Regions from separate parts of the Homo sapiens genome. Here region 1 is linked to region 2. The links are chromatin contacts, found by Hi-C or POLR2A ChIA-PET in ENCODE. All regions are on one chromosome and are shown on one strand. The core of a region is the stretch at or near the end of the contact, and the rest is flanking DNA. Distances in the headings are between cores, read along the strand shown.

Region 1 (7,367 bases), core at 4,053-6,552, 510 kb before region 2:
GAGGTAGAATGTACTCAAGTTAGTATCTGTAATTAAAAAGCAAAAACCCAAAAAACTAAACAATAAGCCCCCAAATAAATAATTCTGAGAAATTTAAGTGATTTAAGGGATTCTGATGAATTTAAGTGGCTATTACCAGCATTTTTTTTTCAGGTCACAAGATGAGAATCCCTTTTCAGCATTGTTTCTTTCTGGGCTCAACAGCTCCAGGCACGCCAGAAGCAGTCAATCCCCTGAGTACTTGCCAAGGTTTCTACAACTAGTAGCCATATGCTGACAACAAGCTATTGTCTCCCTCTCATTTCCTAATCCATTCTGGCTCCCGGGCCCACCAATGCACTGGCTCCATGACTCCCTGATGTCTATGTGGCTGTCTTCCAATGAACACTTTGCAGCCTTTTGCCATAGCTGAGCAGTCCCTCCTGGAAACACTCTTTCAATTTTTGTGATACCACTTTTATGACAGGCTTGTGGTTTGCCTTTTTTTTTTTAACTGGCAATTACTTCTGAGTTTCCACTACCAGACCTTTAGTTTTAGGAGGTGCCCCAAAACTCTTCATAGGTGCTCTTTTCCTTTCATTCTTTCTTCCTACAATGTTTCATGTACTGTCTGTATACTTAACAAATTCCCAATTCTATTTCCAGTCTAGACTCTTCCTTTAAACTGACCATGACTGTCTCACAAGTACCTCAACCTCACTATGTCCAAAACCCAACTCATTATCTTCCCCCAATCCCCCTCCTCTGCATTGTTGCCCATTTCATTAATTGGTACCATCACCCACAAAGATGTTGATGTCAGACATCTGAAAGATGGTGATTTTTTTACTTCTTCAATTTCAATAGCTAGTCAATTACCAAGTCCTATTGATTCTACTTCCTGTATCTTTCATAAATCCATTTTTTCCATTTCCACTGTCACTACCGAGTCCAAAATACCATCTCTTTTAGAACTACTATTATAGCCTCCTATCTGGCCCCTCTCACACAATATTGACCGCTTCCCAAGGTGCCTTTTTATCTTCCCAGTATTCTTTTGAAGCATTCATTTAACTGTGTTATCCCATTATTCAAAAATAAAACACAATTGAAACTAAGGTCTAAACTCTTTCCTGTCACCTGAAGGCTTAAGTTAATCAAGCCCCCTCCTACCTCTCTGGTCTTAATTCACAACTTTCCCCACCTCTCCTAAATGTTTCATTCCTAACCTATATGTCTGCCTTTTTGTATCCTTTCAGTTGCCTGCTCTCAGAGACTGCACATACTGTTTTCTCTACTTGGAATGCACTTTCCTCTTCCTCTTTGACTAGCTCAGCAGCTCTCAAGTGTTTGACTAACTACATCAAAATTATCCAAGTGCTTTTCCTTTTTAAAATTGAATCCTGGACGCTACTTAAGAGCTCCTAGGTCAAATTTCCAGAAGTGGAAACTAGAGATACATCTTCTTAAAAGCTCCCCAAGATAACTCTGACATGCAACCAGGTGTGGAAATCACTGTTAGTCAACAATCAGGCCTCAGCTTCAAGCTCACTTTTTCAGGAAACACTACAGACTTAAAAAGCTGGTGGCACTACAAAGCTTCTCATGGCAACCTGTATTTTTCCTTCATAGCATATATCATGTTATTGAAGTTCTTGTGAAATCACTTAGTACCTACCGCCTCTCAAATAACGTAAGTTTTACAAATTAAGATTCTACCTAGAATGTTTGGTCATGAAAGCTTTTCAATAAGAGAGTTTTACATAAACAAAAAACTCTTACTCTAGCAGTTTACAGATTTTGGTAATATGAGCAAAAGTTGTAATTTTTACTTTCTAAAGGCTGTATCAAATAAATCACTTTTAAAGATTAGTGTGTTCAATATTTATAGCATGGAACATTTCAATTTAAGAGCTTTACTAGTGATATGTTGGGAAAGTCTCAAGTGCTCCAAGTAGGACTTTCCTAAGATAGGTCGTTCCCTTATAAAACCAAGGATCCCAAGTATCATAAGTTTGACTCACCTTCTGTAGTTTTTTAAAGGATGAAGCCTTCATGTTTTCTGACAACTTAACTGAAAAATACTATTATTTTCATTAAGGAACAAATGAGCAATTAAGATGAAAGATGATATCAAATGTTCTGAATTCATGTATAATTTCAAAAACAAGGTTAGAATGTATGGATATATATAGGAAAGATAAGAAATGAATTTCCAGGGGCTGGGCGTGGTGGCTCACACCTGCAAACCCAGCACTTCGGGGGGCCAAGGCGGATGGATCACTTGAGGCCAGGAGTTTGAGACCATCCTGGCCAACATGGTGAAACCCCACCTCCACCAAAAATACAAAAATCAGCCGGGCATGGTGGCGCTCACCTGTAATCTCAGCTACTTGAAAGGCTGAGGCACGAGAATTGCTCGAACCCAGGAGGCGGAGGTTGTAGTGAGATGAGATCGTGCCACTGCACTCCACCCTGGGCAACAGAGTGAGTCTCTGTCAAAAAAAAAAAAAAAAAGGAAAAAAGAAAGGAAGGAAGGGAGGAAGGGAGGGAGGGAAGAAGGCAGGGAAAGAGCAAGAGAGAGAAAGAAAGAGAGAGAGAAAGAGAGAGAAAGAAAGAAAGAGAGAAAGAGAAAAAGAGAGAGAGAGAAAGGAAGGAAGGAGTTTCCAGAGTAGTGGGGGCACCAAACAACTTCTAATTCTACATTTCCAGTGGCACCACTACATCCAAATCAGCCAACTTAATCCTGTAGTACTTATCCAAATGGCCATCATTAATAGAATTTTCCAAAAAAAAAGTCACCGTTCTAGGGTCTGTCATTTTAATATCTATGGATGAATACATTCTCCCCTTGATTCTCCTTCATGGTCCAATCTGTAGCAATCCTGTCTAATTTAATGAAGCAACAACTTTAATTTATACTTAACTGCCTCCTCAGAAAAATGCAAATAGCAACCTTTGAATATTATCAGGCCTTCCAATGAAAAAGGATACAAAATCTCTGAGTTGTCCAAATATTTCATCCACTTTTCCAATTTGTTCTTTGTTTTCTAAGTAAACAGGAGCATTGAAATAAGGCACCTTATTTTCATCTGTGGTACATTTACAAACTATGTCATCTTCACAGGGATGCAGGAACTCTCCTAATACTGAAACAGGACAAGAAAATGTTAAAACATAGAACTATTTCAAACGATACTGACCAACTGCTTCTGGAAGCTTTCTTTTTGGCTACCTGGGACTTCACCATAACTGCTCTCCTCTGAGGCAGAAGACCACAGTCTTAGGACTTCCTGGGCTGGTATACCAACTCCACAACACACTAGCTATTTGACCTAGGAGAAGTTACCCACCCTCTCTCTAATTCAGTGTCTCATTTTTAGTATGCACTAATAACATATAATGTATAGCTATACCTAATATACAGTAATGTAAGCACTCAATGGAATAACAAATGTCAAGTGCTTAGAACAGTGCCTGGCACACTGACACCATTCAACCTGTAACAGTTATGTTATTACAACTTATTATCTGATTCAAAACTCTGCTTCATTCTCTTGGTTCTCCCTTTTCTTCAATGCCTAACAGAATCAGCCTTCATTCTTTTTTTTTTTCTCTTGCCTTAGAACTTTTCCATTCCCACTACCACCTCTTTAACAATGATTCATTGTTTTCAAGGACATCTGGAATCTCAAAATAACTACCTTTATTTCTAACTAGACTGTCACCCCAAACTAAAATACCACATTCCTGCAAAACCAAGTCTTCATTCCTATCACCCAAGCTCAAAACCTGGAACCCTTTATTATCAGCATTAGCTAAGTTCTACCGATTTTGTTTCCTTTGAAATCTCTCTCCTATCTAACCCTTCCTTTTTTTTCCTCACTGTCACCATCCTGATTCAGGCTCTCAAGGTCTCATGTATGGACTGGTACAACAGCTTGTGGGCTGGGACCTTTTATTCTAGAAACTGCTCCTTTCAAACCATCCTGCATACTCATCCAAGCCATTCTTAGTTAGACACTACTCACCCTCTCTCCTCTTTAATGTAGTAAGTTTCACTTTCTGTGACTTCCATTCCCATCTCATTGTTAATTACTCTAAAACTACCCTAAATAGGTGTTTTTCTAGATTTCCTCTCTGGCAGTTTCCCTCTCAAGCAAATTGTTTTCTCACTTATCTACTTTTGAGTAGTAACAGAAAGCATGGGCTTTGGAGTCAGAATACTTGGCTTTGTATTTCTTTCTTTTCTGTACAGACAGGGTCTCCTGCTTTATTATCCAGGCTGGTCTCTAACTCCCGGCTTCAAAAGATCCTCCCGTCTTAGCTTCCCAAAGTGTTGGGATTACAGGCGTGAGCCACCGCACCCAGCCTGTATTTCAGCTATATCACTAATTGATCACTTATCACTAACCTTATGACCCCAGCAAAAAAACTTAACTCTAAATCATAGTTTTCTCATCTGTAAAATCGGGGAATTAGGCATAAGTACTCACGATTACCTATTTAATATCTTCCTGTCAACCCTCAAGTTCCACCTCCAAGATGCATTCTAAGTATCCCTCAGCTTTCTTGATCTCCCCACTCCACCCTTACATGCTACATTCTCCACACAGGCTTGTGTATCCCAAACTTGCTGCCTAACAACACAAACCCCCAACCCACACCTACTCCTTCAAATAAGCTAAATACTGAAGACTGCATACAGACTACACGTTCTGGAGGTCCTTGGTCTTGGCCTTTGTTAAAGCCTCCGCGGCCACCCCCTCGTCCAAATCCTCCCCTGCCGCCGCCTCTGAAATTGCCGCCGCCTCCACCGCCGCCTCCACCTCGGAAGTGGTTGCTGCTGCCACCTCGGTTGAAGCCGCCACCTCCACCACCTCGATTAAAGCCTCCACGACCTCCGCCTCGAAAAGACATTCTCTCTCCTCCCTGATGAAAAAAAAACGACCTATGTCTTCTGATCACTGTAGCCTCTGAGTATACTCCAACCCCTCGGAGCTGCGGTGAGAACACCATAAAGGAGACAAAAGCAGCCCTGTCACCTCACCCACGGTCAGACAGCCAGTGACCACCAACCTGATGGGTGAAGAGTTTACTTCTCCATGGTCTCGTGAGCGCCGACCGACCACACACCACCCTTGCCGCCCCATGATTAGTATCTCCTCCCCCTACAGACAGCAAGGTCTTCGCACCGCATCCCCTTCCTTCCTCCCTCCCTCCGGCAGTTGGGTTCCACGTCCAGCATTTTCAAATCCTCCGGCTTCTACGGCCACTCACCGGCGCCACGTGCCCCTCTGGCCCTGGCCTTGCGCACACACCCACCCGCGGGGTACTTCCGCCGCGCTGGAACCTCCTCGGTTACCGTACCGCCACAGAGTTTTTTAAAGACCAGAAACTTGAATAACTGGTTTGCCAAAAAAAAAAGCCAATCACCCGCGGAACAAGCAACACTGGTTCCAAAACAGCCTTTAGCGCTGGAAAAGTGGCAATAATAGATAACCTTAACCACTAATTTACAACAGAGAGGCCAACTTGCCTGACGCTGAGCCGTGGAAGTGACGTATAACAGCGGCGTCCTTTGCAGCACGACGTCCCGGAAGTGCTGCGGCAATGTTGCTCTTGGAGATAGCTGGCGTTAGGGATCCGCCTTCTCTCCCAGAGGCGGGGCAGGTTTCTGTTTGGTTGCCGCCCTAACGGCCAGAACTAAAGCACCTTGCAAGGAATGAAGTTGGTTCTTGAAGTCCGTGCTGACTGGCTGGGCGCATTTGCGCATTTGCTTCTCTGGCTGCAAAATGGCCCGCAACAGCACTCACTAATTTGTTGCTAACTTCAGGAACTGTGCGGACAGGTCTCTGAGGCTTCTGAGCCGCGCTATGTCCAGTAGATCTGGGCGCCTCAGAACCTGTCACAGCCGACGGAAGCGTTTATCTGAGTTTCTTGTTTCTTCCCAACCTTTTGATTTTCGCACCATTACGCGCTCAACTATGCCTCTTCTTTTGTCCTATGGTCTCAACTAATTAAAGGAAGAAAAGCAATGCATGTGTGTGTGTAATTTTAAAGAAACTATGCTGTCTTATAGAAAACCAAACCATCATTTTTATCTTTTGTACCAGGTATTCAAGTATGTTTTGAGCACCGACGGGCTGTGAACTGGACTGTGCTGAAAGCTCCTCTCCCTCTTCTCTCTTTAAGCCCTTTATATTTGACATCAGCTTCCCCCACATTCTCCAAAGCTTCTCTCACAAATAAAGGTAATGACTTCCCATTTATTAAATTTGGTTGGAGTCTTTTACACCCAAACCCTCTGAGACCTTACCTTGATATTTGATCTCGTGTTTAGAAGAGGGTGGAACTTGGTACCTATCTAATTCAGAGGGTTATTGTAAATGGGATTTTAAAATACCTTTGTAGGCGGGGCGTGGTGGCTCACGCCTGTAATCCCAGCACTTTGGGAGGCCAAGGCAGATGGATCACTTGAGATCAGGAGTTCGAGACCAGCCTGGCCAATACGGTGAAACCCCTTCTCTACTAAAAATACAAAAATCAGCCGGGCATGGTGGCACACGCCTGTAATCGCAGCTACTCGGGAGGCTGAGGCAGGAGAATCGCTTGAACCCGGGAGGCGGAGGTTGCCGTGAGCCGAGATCACGCCACTGCACTCCAGCCTGGACGACAGAGCAAGGCTTGGTCTCAAAACAAACAAAAAACAAAATAAGTGAGAGAGGAAACTTTACTTGTTCTTTTTCTTTTAGTTTAGTAAATGCTGCAATTTGATTTTAACGAATGTTGGTCTTTTTATGGGCCTATATAAGTGTATTATTTTTGAAACAAAAAATGAAAATTACCTATTTAGTATGAAACCTTTGCTTATCTTTTGCTGTGTATTTGCTCAATTCTGAATTGAACTTGAGATTGTCACACACAGATTGCATTTTCAACTGAAATGAGATGATTTTTGTCTTTACTCTTAAAACTTAGTGAGAAAAAGCTTGCTTGAACAAGAAGTTTTAAAGTATGTCAAAATGTTTATTACTTTCTTAAAAATGTCAAGCTGCTCTTCTTTCTCAGAAATCCAAAACTTGTAGAAGCACAGATCAGGCCAGGTGCTGTGGCTGACGCCTGTAATCCCAGCATTTTGGGAGGCTGAGGCAGGCAGATCACCTGTGGTCAGGAGTTCAAGACCAGCCTGGCCAACATGGTGAAACCCTGTCTCTACTAAAAATACAAAACTTAGCCGGGCGTGGTGGCGGGCGCCTGTAATCCTAGCTATTTGGGAGGCTGAGGCAGGAGAATCGCTTGAACCCGGGAGGCGGAGATTGCAGTGAGCCAAGATTGCGCCACTGCATTCCAGCCTGGGCAACAGAGCAAGACTCCGTCTCAAAAAA
Region 2 (7,059 bases), core at 2,545-5,044:
TGGAGTGAGCCATGACCATGCCACTGGACTCCAGCCTGGGCAACAGAGTGAGATGCACTCTCAAAATAAATAAATAAATAAATAAACAAAACAAGCAGTAGCAATGCTGAGTCCTGGGTCAGGATCCTGGCTAGGCTAGCATTAGTAGGGAGGAGAGATGACAGTGACTGTACAGCTTGGATGATTTATTGTTTTTGAGTTGCATTAATGGGAGGAATCAAGGAAACAAATTATTTTATTCAGTTTAATATGCCTTCATAAAGGGCATCCTAATTTTACATGACATGAGAGAGGGCATATCTCTCTGATCCTTTCCCAGTGGGCATATCAATGAAATAGAAATGTATAAACATTTGACAGACAGGGCTTTGTTACTACAGGGCCTGCTTGAGTTATAGGGCATTATGGTGGTTCCAATATCACTTATGCTGTAGCAGATGAACATTGATTTCCTGTGATTGCGATGATATTGGTTTCCTTTGCTCTTGTAACAAATTATCACAAATTAGTGGTTTAAAACAATACAAACATTAATTATAGTTCTGATAGCCAGAGGTCCTACAATCAAGGTGTTGGCAGGGCTGTGTTCTTTCTCTAGGCTGTAGAGGAGAACTTGTTCCTCATCTTTTGCAACTTCTGGAAGTTGCTTATATTCCTTGATTTGTGACTCCCTTCCATCTTCTACACCAGTATTCACATCACTCTCACCTCTGCTTTTGTTGTTACATTGCCTCTCACTCTGAGACCCTCCCTCCCACTTAGAAGGTCCCTTGTGCTACGCTGGGCCCACCAACATAACTGAAGAAAATCTCCCCACTTCCAGATCTTTAACTGAATCATATCTGCCAATCTGTTTCAGCATGCAAGGTAACACATTCACTGTTTTGGAGATTAGGACATGGACATCTTTGGGTGTCCATTATTCTTCCCACTGCATACCTGTCCTATAGCCAGCTGTTTGCATTTTACTATTAATACCATTGATATTAGTCAGGCAAATTGGAGTCAGCTAGACTATAGCATTTTTAGTACTATTTTTACTTTTTTGGAAGCCTCCACATGGGAACCAAAATAACTATGCTTTGATCAATCTACAGAACAGCATGCGTTCAAATCCTCAGAGCTTTGTTGATCCACACGTTCTCTGTGCTTGATGCAGAGAGTCTACCAGGTTTTGAAATCTTAGCGCTAATGGCTGGTAAATTTCTGAGGTATTGTGCCCACCAAAGACATAAAGCAAATCTAATCCTCTGGATAAAGATCTCAAAGCCACAAAATTCCAACTCTATCTCTCTACTAAGATCTAATAGTGCTGAAGGCTTGCCAGAGTTGTTAATGTACCTTCTCATGGCCAATTTACACAAAGCATGCTATAAGAACATTGCATCATCCAAATTAAATGTGTAACCTACTGTAGGCATCAGTCAAGACAGAAAATGGCTTTTCTACTGAAATTTTAAGAGTGGTATGTTGTCCAAAAGAAAAAGCTCTTTATTCTCATTGTCTCCATACTTCAGAGAAACTGATGTGGAGAGTTTGAGAGGAAGAATGAGCAATGAGGCTAGTGAGATGGTAGACAGGGGGCTTTGTTGTGGGGGTTGAAAGATGTAAGATCTTTGTCCTAAGGACAACCAGAATTATTGAAGGACTCTAAATAGATGAGGAGAGGAGGGCAAGGGAGAAGTCAGGGCCGGCAACTGGGTATTTTGGCTTGGGGAGACTGGATGGATGGCAACTCCATTGGCTGAGATGGGAAACAGAGGAAGCAGACAGAATTTGGAGGTAAGCTGCAGGTTACATTGGAAATGAGAGTGAGACATCCAAACGGAGATGACAAAGAGGCAACTGGCTATATGGATCTGAGGTTCAGGAGAGAGGTTTGGGCTTTTGATATGAATTTATGACTCATCAGTGTAATGGGAACTCTACTGGAGAGAGTATACAGAGAAGATGGAATAGACAGAGACCCAAGGAGCACCAACTTTCAGAGAAATGAAAGAGGAAAAGCCTGCAAATGAGACTAAGGAACAGCTAGAGGTTACAGAAAGAGTTTGTACATTAAAATATTTGTACCCATTATTTGGGTCCTGTTATTGGAAACATGTTTAATCACAATTAAATGTGACTTGAAATTTATCTGTTTTAAAATTTATTTAAAAACGTTGTTTATATTTAAAAGAGGAACAGTAAATCCTCACATCGCAGGGTTATGAGGTTCAAATACAAAAAGTATTTGAAAATATTTTGGAAAGTATTATACCAGTGGTTCTCAAACTTTAGTAGTATATATCAAAATCATTTGGAGGGCTTGTTAAAACACAGATTGCTGTTTTTTTTAAAATTATTATTTCAGTAGTGGTAGTAGCAGTTTCTGATTCAGATCTGTGGTAGGAACCTAGAATTTTAATGTCCAAGTTCTCAGGTGATGCTGATGTTATTGGTCTAGGACCATCCTTTGAGAACCACTGTGTAATACAAATGAATTATGGTTTTGACTTTATAGCCAAATTCATTGAGTTTTCCTCCAATGTTAGTCTCTTTCTTCCTCTAATGCTGTTATTTCCTTACCTTGCTTCACACCTAGCAATATCCGTTTACACATGTGAAAGACCAACTTAGTGAAGTATTTTGTTGACTGTTTACAATAGTAAGCAACGACTTCAGGTTAGCTTAATTAAGGAGAATAGGAAAAATATATGGTTTTTTTTTTTATAGGGAGATAAGAAGGAACTCTTTGGAATAAGAGGTGGGATTTCTGTTTTCCCCAAAGTCAATTAGATGTCAAATGCTACTTGTTACCAACTTTCCAAAATCCCATTAGAGACCTTGTAATTTGATCCAGAGAGAACAGCATTAAGAGTCAGGTAAAAGGAAAAACTGACTTCATTCTTCATTCCTTTCCTAAATCCTGAGAAATGTGTATACCTCAACACTCCCTTTTCCAATCCCGCAAAACAGGGAATCAGGAAAACACATTAGCACCCTAGTACAGACTAGGAATACAGAGCTGGGAGGAGACTCAGTGCCGTCAAGACAAGGAAACTGGGGGAGGGGAAGGAAAACTTCCCCTCGTTGGACAATCTGAGGGCTGCAGTGGGAAGAGAAGGGAAGTGGGGAAATGTACCTCAGACGTCGGCCAGACACTTTGCCTCTGGGCATGTGGGAAAGTGAGGGAGGAGGGAAAAGCGCTGCACCACAGCGAGATAGCAACAGCTCCTGCGGCTGCTTTTGAGTGAAGATCAGTAGAGATAGAGCGTGCCGCTTCACATCTTCCTCCCGGAGGCCATTTCTCCATTTTTATGTGGGATAAAAAGGGGGCGCTGGGCTGAGTCAGTATAAGCCAAAGTTGCCGCCTCTTGCGCAGCCGACCCCGCTTCGGCCCCGGCCCAGGCCAGAGAGGTGGCCCTCGGAGATGCTGAAGTTACTCCGCGCAGGGGGAGGGGTCGCCAGGCTCCTCTCCAATCACGGTGGCCGCTCCAGCTATTTGCATACATTATGCTAATAACAGACCTCCTGCCCCGCTCCCACCCAAGCTTCCCGCCTCCCTTGGGGGTTCCCCGGGCCGGCCCGCGGGCTGGGCCAAGGTGAATACATTATGATAATAAGGCGGGCTCCTGCTTTGCCTTCGGAAGGGGGGCGCGCAGCAGCGGGAGCGGCAGGCCGGACGCCGGGCGCCGGGAGGGGGTCGGGGGAGGGACGTCGTGCTCGGAGCGCGCGCGCACTCACACACTCACACACACACTCACGCGAGCATCGCGAAGGGTATTTAAGGATCGCGCACGCGGGGCTGCGGAGATCCTTCGGGCAGCCGCGACTTCGGCTTCGCGAGTAGCATTGGTTCCTTGGGTTTATTTCGTTTTCCTCTCTCTTCTCCACCTTAGTCGCCCCTTTCGCGCTGCGCTGTAGCGTGCTCTCACAGCCTTTTTGCCTTGAACTGAATGCAGGTGGGAAACAGGTCGGCGTGCCGAAAGACACCGAGTAGGTAGAAATAAGGCAAACTCACAGAGGCGCAACAGGTCCGGTCCTCCGTGGCCAGGGCGAGCCGCGGCCCCGCGTGGCGCCTCGGCCGTTGCCCTCGGACCCTGAGCGGCCACTGTTGGGGCCCTCGAAAGAGGTGTCGGTCCTCTGGGAGTCGGAAGAGCTGTCTGGGTGGGTTTCGTCTTGCTTTTTACCCCACCGCCACCCAGTCCCCGGACGGAGGGTGCTTTTCACTTCCAGCTGGGAGGAGAGAAGAAAGCGGGGATGGTGCACGCCTGCGGGTCTGGACGCTGAGCAAGGCAGGGGTCCGTATCCGCTCGTGGGCTTGACTCCACCAACTAGTTGTGCAGCCACAGGGACTGAACTTTGGAGGAATCGACCTTTTTCTTTCCTTTTAGGATTATTTGAGGTGTAGAGGGTGGGAAGCGAAGCCGAGACGGCCGACCCCGCCACGATGCTGCTGAAGAAGCACGCAGGGAAAGGAGGGGGCCGGGAGCCCAGATCCGAGGACCCGACCCCTGCCGAACAGCATTGTGCCCGGACCATGCCCCCGTGTGCCGTCCTGGCGGCCCTCCTGTCAGTGGTGGCCGTGGTGTCTTGCCTGTACCTGGGTGTGAAAACCAACGACCTCCAGGCGAGGATCGCCGCTCTCGAATCCGCCAAAGGGGCCCCTTCCATTCATCTGCTGCCTGATACCCTGGATCACCTCAAGACTATGGTGCAAGAGAAAGTGGAGCGACTTCTGGCTCAGGTGTGAGAGGCTGGGGTATTTTGCACGTGGGTAACATCTTGTACAAGCGTGACTCTGTGTGCATGACTAGCCGCTACCCTTACTGTACCCATACTTGGTGTGGCTGTGTGTGTGCGCGCGCGTGCATGTGTTGGCCAAGGATCTATGCTCACTGTAGCATATATTTATATGTGCACATCCCTTGATGTCCCCATCCCTATCTCTAATCTTCCCTCACTCTCTCTTAATGTTTGCGTGTTAAACACATAGGAAGGTCTAAAAGGGTTCGGAAAGGGCATTTTATCTCTTTTTAGTTGTCCTAAGTCAAACCCAATTGTGGAGAGAATATTTCTTGCAGAGATAGCATCTGTTAAATCTTTTACATGTTGTAAGATGGTTAGGGTCATAGATGTTATTAATATATAAAAAAGGTAATCACTCTTAAATGTAAAATAATGTCATATATAATTTAAAATCAATAATTTCACACGTTGAATCTTTTCATATTAAAAGTTTAAACTTTTTTTTTTTAAAGTAGCTTTATTTTTGGTAAAGGATGCAGTGCCGGGGTATTTATGAATGCAGAGCCCTTGGAATTGAGAGTTGAGAGGAATCTATGTTATGTGTAAGGGTACCTTTAGACTAGAGTAAGGGGGTTTTCTGGAACCTTACCCTAGCCGGGAGCCTATTTGGCAGTAGTTGCAGCCTAGCATGATAAATAAAGCAGTTGACCTTCATGTATAAAATATTGGCTGTTATTGGTAAGCCACAGCTTACCTAATACTGCAACATTTTAGTGCTAGGTTTTTACATTGACTGCATATGCTTGAGCTGAGGGAGAGAGTGGTGGTAGAGAAGAATGGAGAAAGATGTTATACAAGTCCAGCAATCTTGATACCCTATCAGTGGTCATTTTCTTTTTTTAGGACTTAGGCATGGTTACTTTCTTGACTAGAGTCCAAGTACATATGTAAATGTTAGTTATGCAGGTTATGAAATGCCGGTAAATCAGGCGTATGGCCAGAGTCCCTAAAGACTCCATCCCTCTACAGTGCTACTGATGATTATTAATAACTCTTCTTTTCCTACAGAAATCCTATGAACATATGGCTAAAATAAGAATCGCAAGAGAAGCACCTTCAGAATGTAACTGCCCAGCAGGTAAAATGGAACTTATTTAACAAGGTTTCCTCCAGAGCAGAGCATTTTAAAACAAAGGTCCTGTGTCTGTCAAGTCTACCTGTAATAATAGTAAAGAAAGAATGCAGACCCAACTTGCTTTAATAAAATCAACATGTCTCATTCAAAAGGATGGCAAATAAAGCCCCAAATATTATTTTAAGCAGCATACCAAGGCCTGTTATGGGAAAGCAAAGGATATAATCACCAAAGAAAATATAGGCAAGGTGATGTACAAGGACAAACTTCTTAGATTCACAGATTGAAAAATATTCTTCAATTAAATTGTCTTAATGTCTACAGTGAAAAGGACTGTAGAACTGTTAGATTCTGAATTCCTGGCTCGCTCTTATTGTGTTAGTGCAGAGTTTTTTTTTTTTTTTGTTTTGGTTTATTCCCTTTGGCATACGTTTATGTTAGTAAACCACCTTCACTTCCTTTCCTGCTGTTTCTGTTCTATTAAAAAGATTCCATCTCCTATCCTATAGCTAGAGATGATGACTGAAAGAAAATGATTTCTTTATCTTGAGCTTCCCATTACAAACTCTTGCATTCTCAGTGACTTTTGAAGAAGAGGCTCTTATATTTTTACCTTTTTTTCCTGTGTAGCTTCAGGGAACTATATTAAAGGCAGCATATTAGTAGAAGGACAGAGAAGAAGGACATCATGAATAAGACCCCTGGGTAATCATTAAATCTTCCTTCATGGACCTTTGAGGGCTTGGTAGATATCTTAGACCTAACAATTTAGAAGCCCTTGGAATATGGCCATTGGAAACATCTAGTGGATTCAACTCATGTAAGTCATGAAAAACTCCCATGAGTTGAGATGTTTATTTCAGATAAACATTGTTAATACATTTATGAACATGATAGTTTCTTTTATCATCACTCATGGAAAGTGAGTCTCTTAAAATTTCTTTAGTATTAAGCAACATGATACTTAGGTGCTTATATATGAAAAGGCAAGTTCTTGTATTTTTTCATATTCTGAAACGTTTCCCCCTCATGATAACTTGTTTTGGCAGAGCTACACAAGGCACCACATTTAGAAATTTTAAATGTCAACTCCAGGTTGTACCTTATACAAATTTTACTATTTATATTCTGTTAAATTTTTGAACATAATAGAGCTATATCTTTAAAATGAAGCCCTTTTGATCGAGAAGACA

The links. A loop is a pair of places that touch in the nucleus more often than their neighbours do. ChIA-PET counts read pairs that join two places held with the same protein, here RNA polymerase II (POLR2A). Pooled maps may share reads with other maps.
Region 1: a map of naive thymus-derived CD4-positive, alpha-beta T cell shows a loop between it and region 2 (5-fold over the local background). The contact joins the promoter of GAR1 here to the promoter of COL25A1 in region 2. A Hi-C loop is called at or near these places in 1 of 168 maps with a recorded cell type or tissue (naive thymus-derived CD4-positive, alpha-beta T cell) and 3 of 50 pooled maps. POLR2A ChIA-PET finds 5 or more read pairs at or near these places in 1 of 52 experiments (WTC11).

The regions. Positions count from the first base shown.
Region 1 is chr4:109,813,697-109,821,063 of GRCh38, reverse strand. GAR1 (GAR1 ribonucleoprotein) reads right to left here and starts at 5,302. Exons shown (of 7, transcript NM_018983.4): 1 at 5,260-5,302; 2 at 4,686-4,911; 3 at 2,974-3,128; 4 at 2,004-2,063. The coding sequence starts at 4,899. GAR1-DT (GAR1 divergent transcript) reads left to right here and starts at 5,682. Exons shown (of 2, transcript NR_186620.1): 1 at 5,682-6,233. RefSeq lists enhancers at 4,557-4,626, 4,797-4,846, 5,197-5,246, 5,257-5,656, 5,827-5,926.
Region 2 is chr4:109,299,393-109,306,451 of GRCh38, reverse strand. COL25A1 (collagen type XXV alpha 1 chain) reads left to right here and starts at 3,794. Exons shown (of 38, transcript NM_198721.4): 1 at 3,794-4,283; 2 at 4,377-4,729; 3 at 5,800-5,869. The coding sequence starts at 4,433. COL25A1-DT (COL25A1 divergent transcript) reads right to left here and starts at 3,417. Exons shown (of 3, transcript NR_160939.1): 1 at 3,125-3,417. RefSeq lists an enhancer at 2,940-3,722.